2 separate regions of the Homo sapiens genome follow, and region 1 is linked to region 2. The links are chromatin loops, found by intact Hi-C in ENCODE. Cell type or tissue: MCF 10A. All regions are shown on one strand. Links, peaks and the distances in the headings refer to the core of each region. The heading gives the core; the rest is flanking DNA.

Region 1 (10,357 bases), core at 1,594-9,593, 1.2 Mb after region 2:
CGAAACAACAGATGCTGGAGAATATGTGGAGAAACAGGAACGCTTTTACACTGTTGATGGGAGTGTAAATTAGTTCATCCATTGAGGAAGACAGTGTGGTGATTCCTCGAGGATCTAGAACCAGAAATACCATTTGACCCAGCAATCCCGTTACTGAGTATATACCCAGAGGATTATAAATTATTCTACTATAAAGACACATGCACATGTACATTTACTGCAACACTATTTACAATAGCAAAGACTTGGAACCAACCCAAATGCCCATGAATGACAGACTGGATAAAGCAAATGTGCCACATATACACCATGGAATACTATGCAGCCATAAAAATAAAAGAATGAGTTCATGTCCTTTGCAGGGATATGGATGAAACTGGAAACCATCATTCTCAGCAAACTAACACAGGAACAGAAAACTGAACAGCGCATGCTCTGACTCATAAGTGGGAGTTGAACAATGTGAATACATGGGCACAGGGAGGGGAACATCACACACTAAGGCCTGTCAGGGGGCGTCAAGGGCAAGGGGAGGGATGGCATTAGGAGAAATACCTGATATAGATGACTGGTTGATGGGTGCAGCAAACCACCATGGCACATGTGTACCTATGTAACAAACCTGCACATTCTGCACATGTATCCCAGAACTTAAAGTATAATTTATGAAAAAAGAAAGAAATAAAATTCTTTATTGTCCTAATAAATGAATACATATTTATGTATAAATGTTCACATGTCATATATTTGAAGTCCGCACTGCACGTCTCTCTTTCATGGACCTTTCAAGGGGGTTTGAAATTAAAATTATAGTCCACAGACAGAACATGTTTAGTTCTGTGTTCATTCTATTCTCTATTCTGGGTATACGTACACATTTGGATACACCATCTTTCCCTTAGAACACCACTTAACTTCCTTCCGCCCACACTAATTCTTCCCAATATTGAAAGCCAGGTTAAATATTTTATATAAGAAGATTTTATTTAAGAAGACATGAAATATAACCTTTTAAAATAAAAATGTAATCACTTTTTAAGCATATTTCACCATGAAGGCAGATGCTGTTTTCTTTAATCATATGATAAGCGCACCATCCATGACCATTAACTTGGCTCTGTTGATTACATGCTCTTATTTCTCCCTTTGTATAATGACAACATATTCTCTTGATTTTCATTCTCCTTGCTAATCTTTTTTAAATATCTTTTATTGACCTCATATTTTGATCCACTCCTGTTAAGTATTATCCAAGGCTGTGTTCTACAAGTCTTGTTCTTTCATTATCTTTTGCACTTTGAGATCTTGCTACCTCACTTCTGTGTGGATGTCTTTGCCAAGGGAATATGTGCTAACCTATAGAATAAACACTGGCTCTTTATGGGGTCACCAGAGTACCATATTTCCAGGAACCCATAGACAAAATGTACTCACATTTTGATGCCATCATGAAACATGACTGGTTGACTGCAGATAAAACATCTTTGTGCTGATGGCCATTATGAATCTGTTGAATAAAAAATTGCTTGAGATGTTTATTTTTGATCATCACATCACACATTATTCTAAGATTATGTCTAAATTGTATAGTTCAAAAAAACTAAGAAAATAGATATGAAAACTCATTGAATATTTTGATGGAGAAAAACTTTCTAGACTTTACAGCAATGTTCATAAAGGAGAATTCTAGATCTGATTCCATTCAAATATAAAATATATATCTGCAAATCACAAAAACCTACAAGCAAAATTAACAAGCCAAAGAAGAACCTGAAAATATTTATAACGAACTTACAAATCAACAAACAAAATGTTAATAAGTCCCCTTACAGGAATATTCAAAGGACATGAATAATTTAGAAAAGAAGTAGTATAAATCACTAACAAACAAAATTTTTAAACCAAAGGTAATGAAGAAATAAAAATTAAAACAACAATAAAAAAACCTCTAGAAGACGCCAAAAGCTACCTTTCTAATTTTAAAGGTTTGAAATAGATGTAATGTTCAGTGCATGTATTGGGATAGGATGACAAGCATGCCCAAACACAAGCGTAACAAAGTCTTTAAAAGCATCTGTGGTATTTAACCCAATAATTCCACTTCTGAGAATCTAAGCCAATAAAATAATTAGAAATATAGTCAAATATCTATATATAAATAAACTACTCACCAAATGTTTTTAATCAAAAGAATTTAAAAAGAAACAACCTAACTGCCCAGTAATGTATAACCTAACCATATAATAAATTGCTGTGCAGTGTGTTAGTTAAAAGAAGAATTATTAAATACAGGAAAATGATTATATTAAAACATTAACAAAAAACAGAAATCTGGAAATACATAGAAACTGTCTAGACTTGTTTAGGTGCTACAATGATAGCATAGATGGTTTTGTCTAAAATGTTGAGTGTGACAATGTAACTTTCTTCCTTATTTTCCCTAGCTGTTTACATGTATTGCTTTCACTCAAAGATCTTCACTAAATATTAAAGAAGAAATTTTAGTTTTCAGAAGTAATTGATATCTAACACAGAAATCTTTAACATGTAAATCATGATGAAAGATCAGAGCAAATCAATTTACATATTTTTATCTGTGTAGAATATGGGTAAATATAGTGAGATTCTTATAAAGCAAATAGGATCGTGTCACTCCCTGCCTAACACTTCCAGTGGCTAACCAGGGCAGCTAAAATAAACTCCAAGTCTCCTAACATGTCCTCTCAAGTACTGAAAGATCTATCTCCTGCCTATTCTCATCTACTAGCCCTGTCTCCTCCACCCCTTATGTTTGCTGCTTTTCACCCACACCTCCTCATTCAGCTCCTAGGAAATACCAGACTCCTTCCCTCAATATCTTTAGGCATGCTCTTCTCTGTCTGAAATGCTCTTCCCTTTTCTTATTTCTTAGCTGACTCCCTCTCAAACTTTAGGTCTAAGCTTAAATGTCACTCAGAAAGGCTTTCTGTGAAACCAACGTAAATCTGGTTCCTTCTGCCATGCCCATTCCCTGTTTTATACATTCATAGCTCTTACCCTAATTTGGGTGGGAAAATTTTCTTAGAAAAGTCACTTAAAGGTGTTTAGAGAACAAAGGATCCAGCCAGTTGATTGAAAATCATAATAGCCTCTTTCCTTGTTAAATAGTTTGTATGCATTCCTGGCTTTTATACACTGAGTACTTTGAGAAAATGGCAGTCTCAGTACATATGAATACACAGCGCAAAAACATTGTTGATTTATAGTTTTCATGAGTGAAATGAGTGCATAGAAAGGAAAATATTGGACTTATACTTCAAAGATAACCAAATAAATAACAGAATATGCCTAAGGAAATTTGGAATTAAATAGTTGTCTATCCTTTTACTCAAGACATGTTGGATGGTGAGTTCAAATCCTTTCTAATAATAGATTATTTGATGGCTTAAAGCACAATATTTCCTAGAAGGTGAGAAGTAGCCCACCATACGGAGAACAGCAAAGGATGTTTTGGGCAGATACCTACATAAGAAGACACTCTTGGGCAGAGAAGAATCTAGTATTTGACAAATGGCAGAGGTCGATGTGTCTGATAAAATGTTGAATGATCAGGAAATTGAAATCTGATATTAGAGACAGGATTGGCCACAGAAACAAATTTAGTTAGAATTCTAAGTCTGATAGGAAATTTTAAAATGGAGAGGTGTGACAGGGCTTTACCTATAAGGAGATTCAGTTGGCTGGTCTGTGGAAGTGGACTGCAGAGCAGCAGGAAGGAGTATACAAAGGCTGGTTTGGAGGTTATTGTCATTCAGGTCGGAGATGATGGCATCCTGGCTGCTCATTAAGGTAGCCCTGTACATAGAGGAACATAGAGAGAGAGAGAATTAAGGAGAGAATTAAGGTCAATTTTGAAGAAAAGGGATTTGCTAATTGAATAAATGTGGTTGATGAAGGAAAGAAATCCCACACTGAAGTCAATGCACCTGGGTGAATGTATTAATTATACCACCTCATCTCATGACCCATCAAATCTTTAGTGCAGTTCCTTCTTAGAAGCTTTATTTTGTTAAATTTACATAGAATAACTCGATCGAAGATCCTAGTGTTTCCAATCACAGTCAGGCCTAAGATCATATAATAATTAGGTTTCAGTTAATTCTGAGACTCTAGAGACCAGCACTTGCTCATCATACCTCATATTCCTATATTGTGGCGTATCCCAAAGCACTCAACCCAAAACCCTGGATTGGCACCTTCTTTCATATATATACACACACATATACATGTATATACATACACACATATACATACACACATATACATGTATATATATACACACACATACGTATATATGTATGTATACATATCTGTATACATGTGTGTATACATATATACATATACGTATATGTGTGTATACATATGTGTGTATACATGTGTGTATACGTGTGTATACATGTGTATGTACACATATATGTGTATGCATGTGTGCACATTGTGTGTATACATGTGTATACATATATGTATATATACATATATACATACATGTATACATATATACATATATGTATATATGTATGTAGTGTATATACATATACGTATATACGTATATACACACATGTACGTATATACGTATATATACACACATGTACGTATATACGTATATATACACACATGTACGTATATACGTATATATACACACATGTACGTATATACGTATATATACACACATGTACGTATATACGTATATATACACACATGTACGTATATACGTATATATACACACATGTACGTATATACGTATATATACACACATGTATATAGGTATATATACACACATGTATATACGTATATATACACACGTATATACGTATATATACACACGTATATACGTATATATACACACATGTATATACGTATATATACACACATGTATATATACACACATGTATATATACACACATGTATATACACACACGTATATATGTATATATACACACACGTATATATGTATATATACACACACGTATATATGTATATATACACACACGTATATATGTATATATACACACATGTATATATGTATATATACACACATGTATATATGTATATATGTATATATACACACATATGTATATACATATATACACACATATGTATGTAGACATACATACATATATACAGACATATACATATACATGTATATATACATATACGTATATATACACATATACATATATACACATACACGTATATATACACGTATATACGTATATACACGTATATACACATATACATATATATACACATATATGTGTATATATATATATATAAATCTAATTTTTCAGCCATTTTATTTCCTCCAAAAACTCTCATTCTTCTTCCATCTCATTCAAACTGTGTGCATACTCTCTCCATCTATACCCAGGCAAAAATTGTCTCTCAAAAAAGCCTCTTCATCAGTGTATGCATATGTTTAAAAAACTGACTTTTTCTTAATTCAAAGATAAAATTTCAGAATTTGTTAAATCTTATGTGTAGACATTTTGTGGGACTTTGAAATTCTTCTTGTGCAACAAAGCACACCAGTGATTCTATAATACCATATGTTAAAAGCTACCTCTTCCATGAGAACACCCAGCAGCTAAATTCAGTTGTCCTCTTCATCATTACCTTACCTTTTACCACACATTTTCACAGGTTTTTTTTTTCTGCATATTATTTCATCTAATAGCAGAATATCAGGGCTTGAAGTCAGTTTAAAGATTATGAGCTAATCCAAATGTCCCAATATATACATAAGGAAGCTACATCCAAAGGAAAAACACTTTTCAAGGCCACAGTGGCTAGAAACTGTTGCACTCATATCAAGAACCTGTCTTTCAACAGGCAACACAGTCGGCCTTCTACCCGGCTGCTTCTTCCTTGAAGGCTTATCTTGAAGTGAAGGCTATGCCTACTTCTCATGCGTCTGATTTTCATTGAGCCCAAGTGTTCTCCCTAAATAAAGGCAGACAGGCCAACCAGCACAAGTATCTTTTCTATCCTATGTGGTGGCCCATAATGCAAAATGGAGAGTGGAATATTAAGATAGATTTCTTTGTCTGGAATTTCCTGGGAAGAACATTGCAGTTGCTTAACGTGCATAGTAATGCCGTGGCGACCTTGTTAACATGCAGTTTCTAATTCACTAGATCTGGGATGGGGCCTGAGATTCTGCACCGCTAACAAGGTCCCAGGTGGTGTAGGTGCTGTTGGGCTGCAGACCACGCAGAGTAGGTAGAGCACAGACTTAAGACCCTCAAAACCTGTGCCTCAGGGTGCCCTCTGCTGGCGGCAGCTGTGCAAGCAGTTTTTAGGCTCCCTGTTGGCAATCCAGGGGATAGAAAGAAGACTTAGATATTAGGTTTCTTCTCCCATGTGATGGTTAATTTTATGTGTCAACTTAGGTAGGCTATAGTGCTCAGTTGTTTGGCCAAATGCCAGGCTAGATGTTTCTTTGAAGGTATGAGATGTGATTAGTATTTAAATCAGTTGATTTTGAGTAAAGCAGATTACCTCCCATAATGTGGGTGAGCCTCATCCAATCAGTTGAAGGCTTTAAGACAAAAGACTGAGATCCTTGGAAGAAGAAGGAATTGCAAGAATAGCAGCGTGTGGGCCTGTCCGGAACATTTCAGACTTTCCAGGTCTCATAAATGCATAAATAATTTCCTTAAAATAAATGTCTCTAGATGGACAGATAGAGATATATATCTAAATCTTTCCGTATATCTACCTCAAGAGAGAGAAAGGGGGAACCAACAGACTGTGTGTGTATATGTGTGATATATATACATTCATACATATATATACACAGAGATGTATATATATATACATCTCTGTGTGTGTGTGTATATATATATATATATACACACACACACACACACACACACACACACTGTTTCCACAGCAAAAGAAACTATCATCAGAGTGAACAGACAACCTACAGAATGGAAGAAAATTTTCACAATCTATCCATCTGACAAAGGTCTAATATCCAGAGTCTATAAGGAACTTAAACAAATTTACAAGAAAAAAACAACCCCATTAAAAAGCAAGCAGAGGACATGAACATACACTTCTCAAAAGAAGACATACATGCAGCCAATAAACATATGAAAAACAGTTTAATATCACTGATCATTAGAGAAATGCAAATCAAAACCACAATGAGATACCATCTCATGTCAGTCAGAATAGCTATTATTAAAAATTCAAAAAACTATAGATGCTGGTGAAGTTGCTGAGAAAAAAGAACACTTTTACATCATTCGTGGGAGTGTAAATTAGTTCAACCATTGTGGAAGACAGTGTGGTGATTTCTCAAAGACCTAGAGGCAGAAAAAATTGACTCAGCAATGTCATTCATTACTGGGTACATACCCAGAGGAATCATTCTGCTATAAAGATACATGCACGTGTATTTTCATTGCAGCACAATTCACAATAGCACGGACATGAAATCAACTTAAATATCCATCAATGATACACTGGATAAAGAAAAGGTAGCACATATACACCATGGATTATTATGTCCTTTGTAGGGATATGGATGAAGCTGGAAGCGATTATGGTCAGCAAAGTAATGCAGGAACAGAAAACCAAACACGGTATGTTCTCACTTACAAGTGGGAGCTGAATAATGAGACCACATGGACACATGGCAGGGAACAACACACACTGGGTCCTGTAGGCGGGGGTCGGGTGGAGAGAGGGAGAGCATCAAGAAGAATAGCTAATGGTTGCTGGGCTTAATACCTAGGTGATGGGTTGGTCTGTGCAGCAAACCACCATGGCACTTGTTTACATATGTAACAAACCTGCATGTCCTATACCTGTACCTCTGAACTTAAAAGTTGAAGAAAAAATAACAAAAACTATATATTTTTTTTCTCTAGAGAGCCCTAATATATCATAATGAGATAATATCAATTTCCTAGAATAATGCTGTCATATTTTCAAGTACTGACAAATATGAAAAGTTAACACTGAGAAAACACTAAATCTGTATTTCATTCATTTACCAAATATATTTGAGCATCTATTCTGTGTGAGTCCCTGGGGATATAGATGAGAGGAATACGAAGTGCCTGCCCTCATGCAGTACATGTTCTGGTCAGGGAAACAGGCAACAGATAAGTGCACAATGAATAGAAATGCAGAAAACAATACACACCATGGAGAAAAAAAGAGAAAGATAAAAGTAGATAGTAAAGGACTTTCAGAAGAGGTAATACTTGAATGGTATTTAAACAGAGACTCTCCAAATTAATTGACATGTTTACCTGGCCAACTGATATCTGTAAGTATTCACCACGTTCGACATGATTTTCTAGAGGCTAGGGATAAAAGATAAATATTATCTGACTTTAAGAAACTTACACAGAGAAGTTGAAACACACACATCCTCAAAAAAGAGGATATTTAATAAAAGTTATACTAGAGAGGGTATCCTAAACTATAAAATGGCCAGAAGATAAACAAAGTTTGGATTGGATAAATCCTTTAAACGAGATTAGTAGTGACAGAAATATATAGTGTATGTTGGGACTCAAATCTTAAAGTAAGTTATTTTGGAGGTATACTAAATTACCTAATTAATTTTGCTTTCGGCAGTATTTCTTTGAAGATCTAATTTCAGCTCTCATATAACAAATGCTATCTAGCTATTGATCCTTCCAACTTTCAAGTCTCAACATTTGTTCCTCTGTTGTTTCTTTACGACTGGTAGCTATTAGGGCTGTCATTACACAGTTCTACTCTGATACCCATATGAAGTGCAGTACATAAAAGGAGGCATTGTTTAAGGGGTTAGAGTTTATGCTGGTTGGCCCAAATTGTAATCTTCTCTGCTTACCTCTACCTACTTATTAAGTTTTAGGCCTGGAATTTACTTTTTATGTTAAGCAAAAAGTATAAAGATAAGAAATACTATAGCTATTAAAAACAATATGTTGAGATATAAAAATGTAAGCCTTGGGGTGAAGTTTTAAATTTGAAAGTGAATGTGCTTTCTGCATAACATATAGTTATTTGCTCACCTTGTTGGGGAGAATCCAATTTGGGAGAGGTGAAAGAGAACTAATGTTTGTTAAGCTTTTTATATGTTCTTACATATCCTCACAATGTTATAGAAATGCTGGGATCTGGATTGATCTCAAGTCTGCTCAACTCTAGGTTCTGTGTTCTTCCTATACACCATGTTGTTTCCCCTAATTTGTGCAAGAAACATAATTGATCTTCTGTGTTCAGTCTAGTTTCCCTCCAATTGAGACAGAAGGACTTTTAAAAAATGCATATCTCACCATATAACCTCCTGTGCCCAACATTTAAAACTTTTCTGTGGTTTTCTATTGCCCTAAGGTTAAGGGGAAAACTCCATAATATGATCCATGAAGCTTTGCATTCTATGGTGCCAATATTACTTTCCAGTCTCTGCTTATACCCATTGTCTTTCTACTTCAACCTTACACTGGTCATTTTTTACAATCCTTCCTGCCACAGGATTTTTGCACATGTCAGATTGTATAAAATATTCTTTGCTATTCTCTTAATCTAATTAACATCCTACAGGTCCTAGTTTAGAGATCACCTCATCAAGGCAGGTAGGTAAGAAGTGGGGAATGAGTGATTACGGAAGTTTGAGAGAGAAGGCCAACCACATGCAAGGAAACTGCATGAGTCTTACTGTTTTCCATAGAGGCTATGCCAATTTACATTCTCACCAACAGTGTCCAAGGGTTCCCTTTTTCCACATCCTCACCAGCATCTATTTTTTTTTAATTAAAGCCATCCTAACAGGTGTGAGGTGATATCTCATTGTGGTTTTTATTTGCATTTCCCTGATGATTAGTGACATTGAGCACCTTTCCATATATCTGTTGGTCCTTTGCATATCTATTCATGTCCTTTTACCATTTTCTTATCTGGTTATTTGGTTCTTGTGTGTTTGCTTATTTTTGCTATTGCATTGTTGGAGCTCCTTATATATTTTGAATATTAGCCCTTTATCCAATATTCAGATTGCAAACATTTTCTCTCATTCCAAGGTTGCCTTTTAATTTCATTGATTATTTTCTTTACTGTAGAGAAACTTTAAAGTTTGATGTAATCTGCTAAACTTAAAATCCAGGTGTTTTCCCCCTGTGTTTTCTTTTAGGAGTTCTACCGTTTCAGCTCTTACATTTTAAGTGTTTATCACTCCATGTTTAGTTGACATTTTGTATGGTGTAAGAAAAGAGTCCAATTTCATTCTTTTGCATATGGATTTCCAGTTTTCCCAACACCTTTTATTGAAGACTGTTCTATCCCCATTGTGTATTCCTAGCACCCCTGT
Region 2 (10,357 bases), core at 703-8,702:
GTCTAATTCGGCAACAGTACTTTACACTGCATTTCCAGATTATGCCTCTCCTTGAAAATGATCTATTACAGGAGCAGTTTATAAAATTAAACACTTGTCATTATGCAATGCAAAATTCATGAAGCAACCAAATGTCAGGGATCTACATATTTAAAAGATGGGAGCTTTAGCATTTCTTCCCTGGCAGGGATTCTGAGCAGTAAAAGGCCCAGAGAAAAACATAGCTAATCACAAAGCTGTTTTGGAATGGACCAAACCATTCCTTTTTGGGACTGTTAGTCCAAAGGGACCCTCTTTCTCTGGTGGAAAAATAATTGTCTACTTAATAATTATTTATTGAATATTTGTGTGCCAATCAATGTGCAAAGTACTGGGACAACATCAATGAATAGAAGCAGTGTCCTGGCTCTCATGGAGCCAACATTCTAATGAGAATGAGGTGAGAGAGGTAGGCAATAAACAAGTAAACAAATAAATGACATGAAAAAAAATTTTTTTTTATAATGTTCCCTCCCTACCCACACATCTTTTTTTTCTATTAGAGAAAAAGGATATCTATCATCTCAAACTACAGTAGCCTTTTTTGAATTGCCAGGGACAAGTTACTCATCTGTGAACTGTTAACACGGAGCAATTATGGGGTACAGGGTACCACTCTAGTTACAGACCTGCTGGAATATGATAGGGTAAAAAATAAATTAGCTATCTGCAAGAAACTTTCTTGGAAGAAATACAAAACACACTCTTGATAAAGCTGATGATCATGCTGTTAGAGCCCCCTTGTCCATGTTCTCTCCTATTACTTTGCTACTAGCTTTGGAGGATAGAGGAATAAATACTCATTCCTAGGTAATTTAAGCCCTTGCATAGGGGCCCAATTACCCATCCATTTGAAGCTCATAAAGAATACCCCTGGCCAATTCTCATGCCTCAGCCTCCTGAGTAGCTGGGACTACAAGTATGCGCCACCACATCTGGCTAATTTTGGTACTTTTTATTAGAGACAGGGTTTTGCTATGTTGGCCAGGCCAGTCTCAAACTCCTGGCCTCAAACACCTCAAGTGATCTGCCCACAATGGCCTCCCAAGGTGCTGGGATGTTCTCTCCCATTATTGCTTTTAGCTTTGGAGGATAGAGGAATAAATACTCATGGCCAGGTTTGGGCCTGTGATAGATACAGGAGCATTAGGCAACTTAAGCCCTTGCACAGGGGCCAATTATCCATCCATTTTAAGCTCATAAAGAACATCCGTGGCTACTCAGGAGGCTGAGGAATGAGAATTGCTTGAGCCTGGGAGGCGGAGGTTGCAGTGAGGTGAGATCGCACCACTGCACTCCAGCCTGGGTGACAGAGCAAGACTCTGTCTCAAAAAACAAACAAACACACACAAAAAAACAAAAGAAGACCACTTGCTAGAGGGACCAGTGACTTACGAGTCTACCTCTAATACCTTCTCCATTGAGAACCATATCTACTGGCCATGATTCCTCTTGGGTGTCTGTGCTACCAGTTGAGACCCATGGATATGTTACTGCCTTCTCCTCAGAGCTCTGTTGTCACCTCTCATACCATACTCACCAGTTCACCCCAAAGCAATTCTGTCATGAGATTTACACCTGGCTGCTTTGGCACAGTCATTTTGATGCTAGGAACTTTTTGTCATGGAAACATGGTTTTGACATAATATTTTAGCCTCTGACTTTCAGTGTTTTAAAATACACATTATGTTGACAGTTAAGAGTGTAGTAAAGATCAAGGATATTGATTTTGCATGTTAATTAGTAATGACAAGAAAAATAGTGATCTTACATATTGAAAGTGCCATTTTGATGTCAAAGTAGCTACATCAAAATGATTTTGTCAAAATTGATGCATTAATCACAATGTCAAAAAGTTCTTCTTGGATTGTCCTCTTACTTCATCTTCATCACTCATCTAGGGTATAATGGAAGATCCTATTCCAGAAAACTTCCTAATCTGAAAACGACATGGGCATCCAGCCTCAGCAGCAAACCACATAAATTGGACATCATGTGGCTCTCCTGGTAAGGCACAACAACATGCACGTAGGCCAGAAAGCAGAAACCATCTATCTACTGGGGTCATGGAGGCCATCAAACAATGGCTTGTTCACATTCTTTTTATGAGCATCCAGATTTCCCTGAAAGTGCGACCACTGAGGAGGATCTCAGAGTAGAAGAGAGATCAAAGACAGATGTTATCCATCTTAGATTGCCATCAGGTGTGTGTGCATTTTGAGAAATTAATAAGACCTAGTTTTTGGAAGGAGTGAATGAGCATTCCAGAGGGAAAGACTGTTGTGTGCAAAATATTCCTGTGCAGAGAATGCTAGAAAAGTGAATTTGACTGGAACTTGGGACACGTTCAGGGAGCGAGTGAAAGAAAATGAAATGTAGTTGGAGAAGGGCCTTGAATGTGTGTGGCTACAGAAATGGATGTGATATTGAGAGGCAATAAGAAGCTATTATGACTTTTAACAGGTAAGCTACGTGACAGCAAACTGGTTGAAAGACTACCCAAACTTCTTTGTAAGAGGAACTGGTACAGGAGTGGAACTGGAAGCTAGGAGAGCTGCCCTAGAAGTTTCTCTGCAACCCAGGCATAAGGCAATGAGGATTTAACCTCATCGTAAACTGGTTGCTGAAGTGGAAATAAAGATGCATATTTGAATGAAATAAAGAAGAAGGAATTTGCAAGTCTTGGGGAAAGATTAAATATCAGGAGTTAAAGAAGGATAACTCCAAAACGAATCTAAGATACTCAGCTTAGCTGAAGATTGGCCATGGTGTTGCCATTGATAGTAATGGACAAACTTGGGAAGTATGCCATTTTGAGGGTGAGAATCATGAATCCAAAGTTTACTATTATAGTGTTGATGGGACAACCAAGAAGAACTATTCTGCTATGCGGATAAATGATGGTATGGGCTTGGAAAGAGTTTGAAAAATCACAGTAGAAATGGAAGATTTAAGACCTTTGTGGAAGTGGAATTATGTGATCAAATTATCATGATCACCATCACTGTCATCATGAAGCATTGTGTGAAGATACAGTGGGAGTGAGTAAATGTGTTTGTAAAGTCACAGACATAGATATGGACAAAATCCAAGTTTAGATATAGTCCTCAATAAGGGAAGAGAAGAAATCAGTAAAACCATTGGAAACAATGAGGTATTTGATAAATAGAATTGGCGAATAGAATAGAGAGTGCTTCAAGAAAGGGTTGTAATCAGGGTGTCATGACGAAGCAATGAATTCAAGAAGGGGGAATGGAATCTGATCATCTAGAGAGGCTAACTTCCTTTTGAGAAAGTCATGAGTTTACAGGCATGGTTAAGTAGGGAGTGGCTGCAGAAGTAGAGACTATAATAAAATAAAGTTTAGAAAGGACAGAATCGAAATCAGAGGAACTCAGAGGTCATCTATGATAACCTCCTCTCCATTTCAGGAGTCACGTTCAGGAGCTGCAGCCCTAACAGATACTCACTCTGTCTTGTTGGAAGGACACCGTCTAATTTGTTAGGCGGTTGATTCTATATTGGGAGATTAGCATATTGGGTTAGTGAATTCTCCATTTCATTGAGATAAAAATACAAAAAGATACAACCACGGAAGGAAGAAATTTGCTGGTAGCAGGAAAGTGTGGAGGGTTCAAGTAAAGTTCTTATATTTATTTTAACTAGAAGAGAGGTTTGTGTATAGTTAAAGGAAAAGAAAAAGAAGCATGAAAGAGGAAAGGGTTAAAGAGTAGCAAGGAGGCGGATGGTGAAGCTTCTTTGAGGCCAGAGGCAGGAAGTGATCAGAGACGCAGATGGAAAGGTTATTTTCATTTGATTTATCCACCCACTAACCGGTGTCTGATATAGTGCTTTTAGCATAGCGTGTGTGCAACACAGAGATGTGCTGATTGATTAATTGAGGAGAAGAAAGGTACTTTTGAGATCCAAGAAAAGATAAAGGGGGGGATTCAGAAAAGGATCTGGGATCTAACGAGTGACACAAATCCCGTGAGCTGAGGAGCAAGACAAATTCAGAAGCTTCACTTTTGGCCACTATAAGGAAAATGGCTGCTGTTTTAGTCAATTTTAAAGATAATGATTTTTTTAAGCCATCTGACTCCTTTGTGCCTTCTATCAGAATTGAAGTAATAGGCAAGTCATTCAGATAAAACTGTCCCTCCTGGAGGAAGAGACATGCCAAGAGAACCTTGGCCAGATGGGAGCTGTAGAAAGGGGCTCAGAGGGGCATTTTGCTTGCCCAGTCAGTTTGGATTTAAACCAGGTGCCTCCAGGGTAGGCCAGAGCTTTGCCAGTCAAGAGCAGGGGTGTAAGCTGCCATTGTGTGAAAACAAGTTAAGTTGCTTGGTTCCAGGGAATGTGGTCCAAGTGTCATAAATGCATCTGTTTAATAATGCATATCAGTAGCTCTTCCAGAATTTGGGTGCCTTGAGCTGCCTTTGTTTCCTCATTTCCAGAAAAATGAACAAGTCCGTGTCTTGACAAAAGCACTAGATGGCAGCATAGGACATCTATTCAACTGTCTCTCTCCACAGGCTGCTGGAATTTTGACAGATACAAAACGGTACCTGTGGTTTTGTGTATAAAACTGGTATAACTGTTTGTACATTTAAAAAATGTAACAATAAATTAAACATAAGGGAAAAGGGTTGCTAATAAATACAGTGTTAGACTGCATTTTTGTATACCAGGTGACAAGCCTGGGCATTCAAACCTGATTTGTGTAGGGGATGGGCAGGATGGGAAGCGAGTTGAAAGAGTTGCAAAATGTACACGCTGGGTGGTTATAGCTTCCTTGAGGGTTGTTGTTGATTTACCCATATGTCTGTGTGCATTCCATAGAGGTGAAAATTTAGGGAAGTGAGGGGTACGATATGTCTGAAAGTCTGGATACAAGGGACTTTGGAAGAAAGCAGCATTCTGTGATTCTCTGACTCACTGTTTTGATGGGTGGAAGGTGAAAGTGTGAGCTCATTATATGTGCTTTTCTTAAAGAGGCAAATAATGCCTCCCCATTTTCTTACTCATCATTTAGAAAGTGGGCCTATGAAGCCTGCACACATTGTAGCCTATAGGACTAGGCTCAGTATATACTATCATCTTTTCTCTTTAGTCTGGATTGATTCACTTCCTTGGTTAGAGCAACTGCTACCTGAGACACTAAGGGCATAGGTTTGATTCCAGTCAGAGTCAGTTGGTATGCTACAGAAAAGAAGAAAACAAACAAAAAAAAAAATCCCAGGATCGCACACGGAAAATCCACTTAACCAGCTCTACAAAGATTCTTCACCACTTCTAGAAAAGTAATTCAAAGCACACATCCTGTCAATATATATGGTCAGAAGCATTATCTTTTTATTCATTCTTTCATTGAACAAACATTTGTCATCTACTATGTGCCAAGCATTGTGCTGGGTAATGAAAGAGATCTAAAAAAACACAAAACCAAACCAAAACAAAAATAACCCAAACACTATGTAACATAATACACATCTCCTTTATTACAAAGATGATGTTAATAATAATAACTATTGGTATAATGGTTTATAGTTCCTGACACACTTTCATCCACAATATCTTATTTGGTTCTTACAATGATCCTGCCATTTGGATTTTTTTGCAGGTGAGGAACTGAGATTTAGAAATTATTAATAATTTGCCTAGATCATAGTCAATTAGTGGTATTTCCAGCACTCAAAACTAGTATTTTGATTCTAATTCCTAAACTTTTTTTACTATACCATACAATTATAAAGAAAATGCTTCATATTTTATACCATTTCAAGCTCTTTTCTGAAAACATTTTGGTCTCAGGAATCTGGGAAATTTAGATCAAAGGTTTGAATTCAAGTGCTATGTGATTATTTATCTGGTAAATACAGTTTAGAAATAAAGAAGTTTTCCACTAACTGTAGAATAAAAACCTGTAATGTGCCAAGGAAGAAAATTTCACTTTGATTTATTCTTATTTTGTTTCTTGTTTGTAAATAGGGCAAATATCATATATAAGAATGCTACTGAAACAGCATTTGTCCTACTATATATATAGAGAGAGTGTATATGGACAGAGAGTGACAGAATACAAATTTCTTATGGCGAAGGAAGGGCTGTTTTCCAGATATTTCTTTACTTCATATGCCTAAATGTCTCTCATTTCACTCATTGTTTTTCCTGGGTTTCTGTGTTTTGCTCCAAATCATATACCCACCACAGTGCAAACTGCCTGGCACGTAGAGGCTTTTCATTTAGTTGTTGAATGAATGGAGTAAAGAAAAGCAGAGTCCATCTATTAACCTCATTTGGTCCAGCCCCAGCCAACCTTCTGCCTCATTCCAGGGGATCTCTCAATTTTAAGAGCAGAACTTACCTCAAATCCTATCTATAAAACAAGACTGTCCCTAACCTTCGCTTATAGTGTATAGTCTATTGCTGTACAATTTAGCACCTGTTTTTAGGTTTTCTTGTATTCTCTGGTTGTTTCACGTGGGCAAGTAACGTTTCCCAACCAGAGCATCAGGTCTAGGAGGGCAGTGCTTGTCATCACATAATATCCGTTTACTTGCATCTCACAACATGTCTATTTAAATCTGTAAATTCTGTGTAGTCACGCCTTTCTCTGGTGGCACATTCCAGTCTAATTCCATCTGCAGGCACTTGAGCATGAGCAGGGAGGTGGAGATGCTATCTTTTGGGAGGTGCTGCACCAGGTGAAATCATCCTATTTCAATGCGGGCATTCAAAGCCAACAAAGACGCCGTGTTGCTTTATTCCCAGGGGCTGCTGATTGCCCATTTTAGTGATCTGAGTCCATCATCTCGTTCTTAGCTGGTCACAAAGGGCTAGTTGTAAACAACCACTGTCCAAATTGATCATATTACCCAGGAGATGAGCAACCACCAGGTATAATCTCAGTTGGTGTCTGGAAGGCTTATAGCATAGGCTGTGATGTAAATCAGAAGCAAAGACCATAAAAAAGTAGGTTGATTTCCTCTTACTTAGCATTCAGTGGAATGAATCATTTAAATGCTTAGTGATTTTTTTAAACTAGCGTTCAACATAGAGATTAATGAGGTTTTTTTCCCTTCTCTGCTTTCTGTGTACATAAGCCCACAGTTGGCTTATCCATAGGCAATATGTTACCATCTATATGATAGGATTTGAAGTATACTACAAAGTCCTTAGACTTTTCCCTTACTGGCCTACTATAGTACAATCATTAGAATCATTTATTTTGGATAAGGCATTGTCTCTAGAAAAAGTCTATAAAAATGGCTATTACCTGCCAGAGACATTATTAACAAGGAATAATTCATTAGGTTGCTTAATTTTCACTCAACATTGGCACCACTGCTATCCCCCAAGCTCCCCAGAATAAGTAAGAGGGCAGAAATGGAAAAATCACTCTGAGGTAGAAATTTCTAAAACTGTCTTTATTCAGTTTATAATTAAAGTTAGAGTCAATGGAAATTTGGAACCAACCAAAAGGAAAATTTAAATCTTGTTGTGAGAATATTTTAAATACTAATGTTCCCCCTGCTATGTTGGTGTTACAATTCTCAATAGGAAATGATTCAGAATTCCTTCTAAGCCTTTATGTGGGGCCACAAGAATGTGGAAATACTTCTGCTTTCCTCAAGGACAAGAGACTAAGAGATCAAAGTCCAAAGTCAATCATAAGAGACCAGAGATCCAGGCCAAGTGTTGGAGCTTTCTGCTCAGGGATGCAAGAGCTGCATGGCTTATTCTAGGCATGGGGTGTCCAAGTTCTGTCTTTCCTGCCCTCTATGTTTCCTTTGTAAATCTTAGGGACCTTTTTGAATCTCAAATTCGAACAGATGACAAAAGCCTCTCTTCAAATGAGCCCGTAGGGGTGTGAGTGTGAGTGTGTGTGCACATGCCCTCAGGAAAGGGGCAAAGGAAGTCTCTCACAGACTGAGATTAAACCTGACAGTGCAAATTAATTTTACTGCACAAAGATTGTGCCTGAAGCCCACACTTACATTTAGTGCCTGCTTTCATAAATGAAGAAAATAGTTTGAGAAAGAGGTGAAACGATCAAAAGCACATTGTTATTATTATTATTTTTTAATCTTATGGAGTGATGGAGAAGAGAGAAAGGGCAGGATCCCAGTTCCACATTCTCAAGCATTATCCCACTAGATTGGTCTGAGGTTTGAGGTACAGCTTCGCTTGGTCTCAGGTCTGATTAGCCCATTATGAAACTACTGGTTCGTGGTTCTTCTATCAATGTCCCAAACCCCTCTATAGCTGCTCTTGCCTTTAAGGTTTGGCCTTTCTCACTTTGATGACTCACCTCTTGCTCTGTCAGAGGTTCAGGGAAATACATGCTTTCATGGGACTATTCCAGGGAGAGCACACAGCAACACAGAGTGGGAATGAAGTGCGGCCCTGCAGCCTGGTTCCTGGTTCCAGTGTCCCATCTTCTTATGGTCTTTAGTCTTTGTGATGTATACCTGTATGTTATCATTTCGTATTTGTGATACCAGCTCTGGAAAACCTGATCATTTCTTTGCAGGCACCACATCTATAGAATTAATAGATCTGTGGGCCTAATTAAGAAGAGAATCTCTAAGGCACCAGATCTCTTAGCAACTCAGGCTAAACTACTTCAGTTGCCAAATAATCAGTTTTGCATTTAGCAATGTGCTTGAAGTTGAACTGTTTTAGGGAGAAGAATGAGAATCAAAGGATTCTGTGTGTTTTTGTGTATATGGTATCATAGCGGTGGTGGTGGTGGTGGTGGGGTGTGTGTGTGTGTGTGTGTCTCCGTGTGTCTGTGTATGTATGTGTGGATAGTGAATCTTGTATTTCCACAGCTTAGTCAAATTAATAGGAATAATACTATCATACGGTTTTAGGCAAGTTGTTCACTTACGTTATTGGCATTTTCAAGTATCTGTAGCTGGGCCAAATGAAAACTGGACTAAACTGTACATTCAGTTACTTTACTCTCTATTTAGTTCTACCAGACAGCTCAAATGTCAACAGATCAGTATGTGGTACTGACAAGACAGCATAAGGTTCTAGAAAGGGCTCAGGCTTTGGGGACTAGTGTTCTGGCCTTGGCATACTGTCCAACCTGTGCAACACCTCAGATGATTGTTAGGAGGAAGAACCTAGGTGTACCAAGGAAAGCGCCCAGCATGTGGCCTATCATCTAGCAGGTTTCAACAAATGGACCGTCTCTTTCTACCTGGCATATTGAGCAAATTGTCCTTACTTTAGAAGCCACAATATGACTCCCTTTTTGTCATTCTCCCCCCAAAACCTTATTTTCCAAATAAATTTAAGACATAGTAACAAGATACCTATTGCTATGGTTTGAATGTCCCCTCCACAACTCATGTTGAAATGTAATTGCCATTGTGACAATATTAAAAAGGGAACTGTTAAGATGTAATTAGCCTGTGAGAGCTCTGTCCTCATGGATGGATTAAAGCTGTTATCATGGGAGTGGGTTCCTGATAAAAGCAAGCTCAGCCCTATCTTTCTCTCTCTTGTTCTTTTCTGCTCTCTTGCCATGTGATGCCTTCTGCCATGAAATGATGCAGTAAGAAGACCTTCCCCAGATGCAGCCCCCCCATCTTAGACTTCCTAGCCTCCAGAACCATGAGCCAAATGCATTTCTTTTGAAAATAATTTACCTAGTTTCTGGTATATTGTTATAGCAACACAAAATGGACTAAGACACTACCTAAAGCCATATATTTTTGACATGAGAAAATATTTTCTTATGTTTACTGTGGGGACTTTAAAAATTCTGAGCTCTAGCCTTGGGAATCCATTGAGTAATCACGTGACTTTGAGCAAGGATTGCAGGAGCTCTAAGTCACCATTTTCTTCACATTAATATAAAAATTATCCATCAAAGATCTAACTCAAATGTCTATGCTGGCTTACAACCATCTCTCTCACCTTTGTGAATTCTGACTGCCATGAGAGTTGCATGTTTTAGAATTATTTATTCCATGTTAGTAACATCTCTCCAAATAGATAGCTTACCTTTTTTCCTGCAATAAAAGTATATATTATATATATATATATATATATATACACACACACACACACATATATACATATATACACATATATAGTATATATACTATGGTATTTTCTATAATAAAAATATTTATTGATCGGTGGATGATATTGGTAATTTTAATATCTAGGGAGTAAATATCTAGAATATGAATGACTGCATTTGGGTCTCTTGCTTTTTCTTCTTCCTCCATCACCTTACCTATTTTACAGCTCCAACCCCTCTCACTAAACAATGGGCAGGACAGAGCAAAGACAA

The links. Peaks named below come from ENCODE experiments on the same cell type or tissue, not always from the same donor. Only the 100,000 strongest peaks of a DNase experiment are listed, where the experiment ranks them.
Region 1: a loop joins it to region 2, with 6 times the contacts of the local background. A loop is called at or near these places in 7 of 110 quality-filtered maps.

Annotation. Positions count from the first base shown.
Region 1 is chr14:29,012,430-29,022,786 of GRCh38, reverse strand. The region is part of intron 2 of LINC02326 (long intergenic non-protein coding RNA 2326); the gene reads left to right. It overlaps LOC107984685 (a long non-coding RNA gene), which reads right to left. Exons shown (of 11, transcript XR_007064101.1): 4 at 3,700-3,834; 5 at 1,435-1,507. Among named protein-coding and RNA genes, the nearest start is that of LINC02326, 47 kb to the left of the region's middle. In MCF 10A, for the core only: a CTCF peak has its summit at 6,286 (motif pointing left); no DNase peak of the experiment used is centred there.
Region 2 is chr14:30,208,835-30,219,191 of GRCh38, reverse strand. No RefSeq gene overlaps it. Among named protein-coding and RNA genes, the nearest start is that of PRKD1, 290 kb to the right of the region's middle. In MCF 10A, for the core only: a CTCF peak has its summit at 4,525 (motif pointing right); DNase peaks (open chromatin) are centred at 4,541 and 8,371.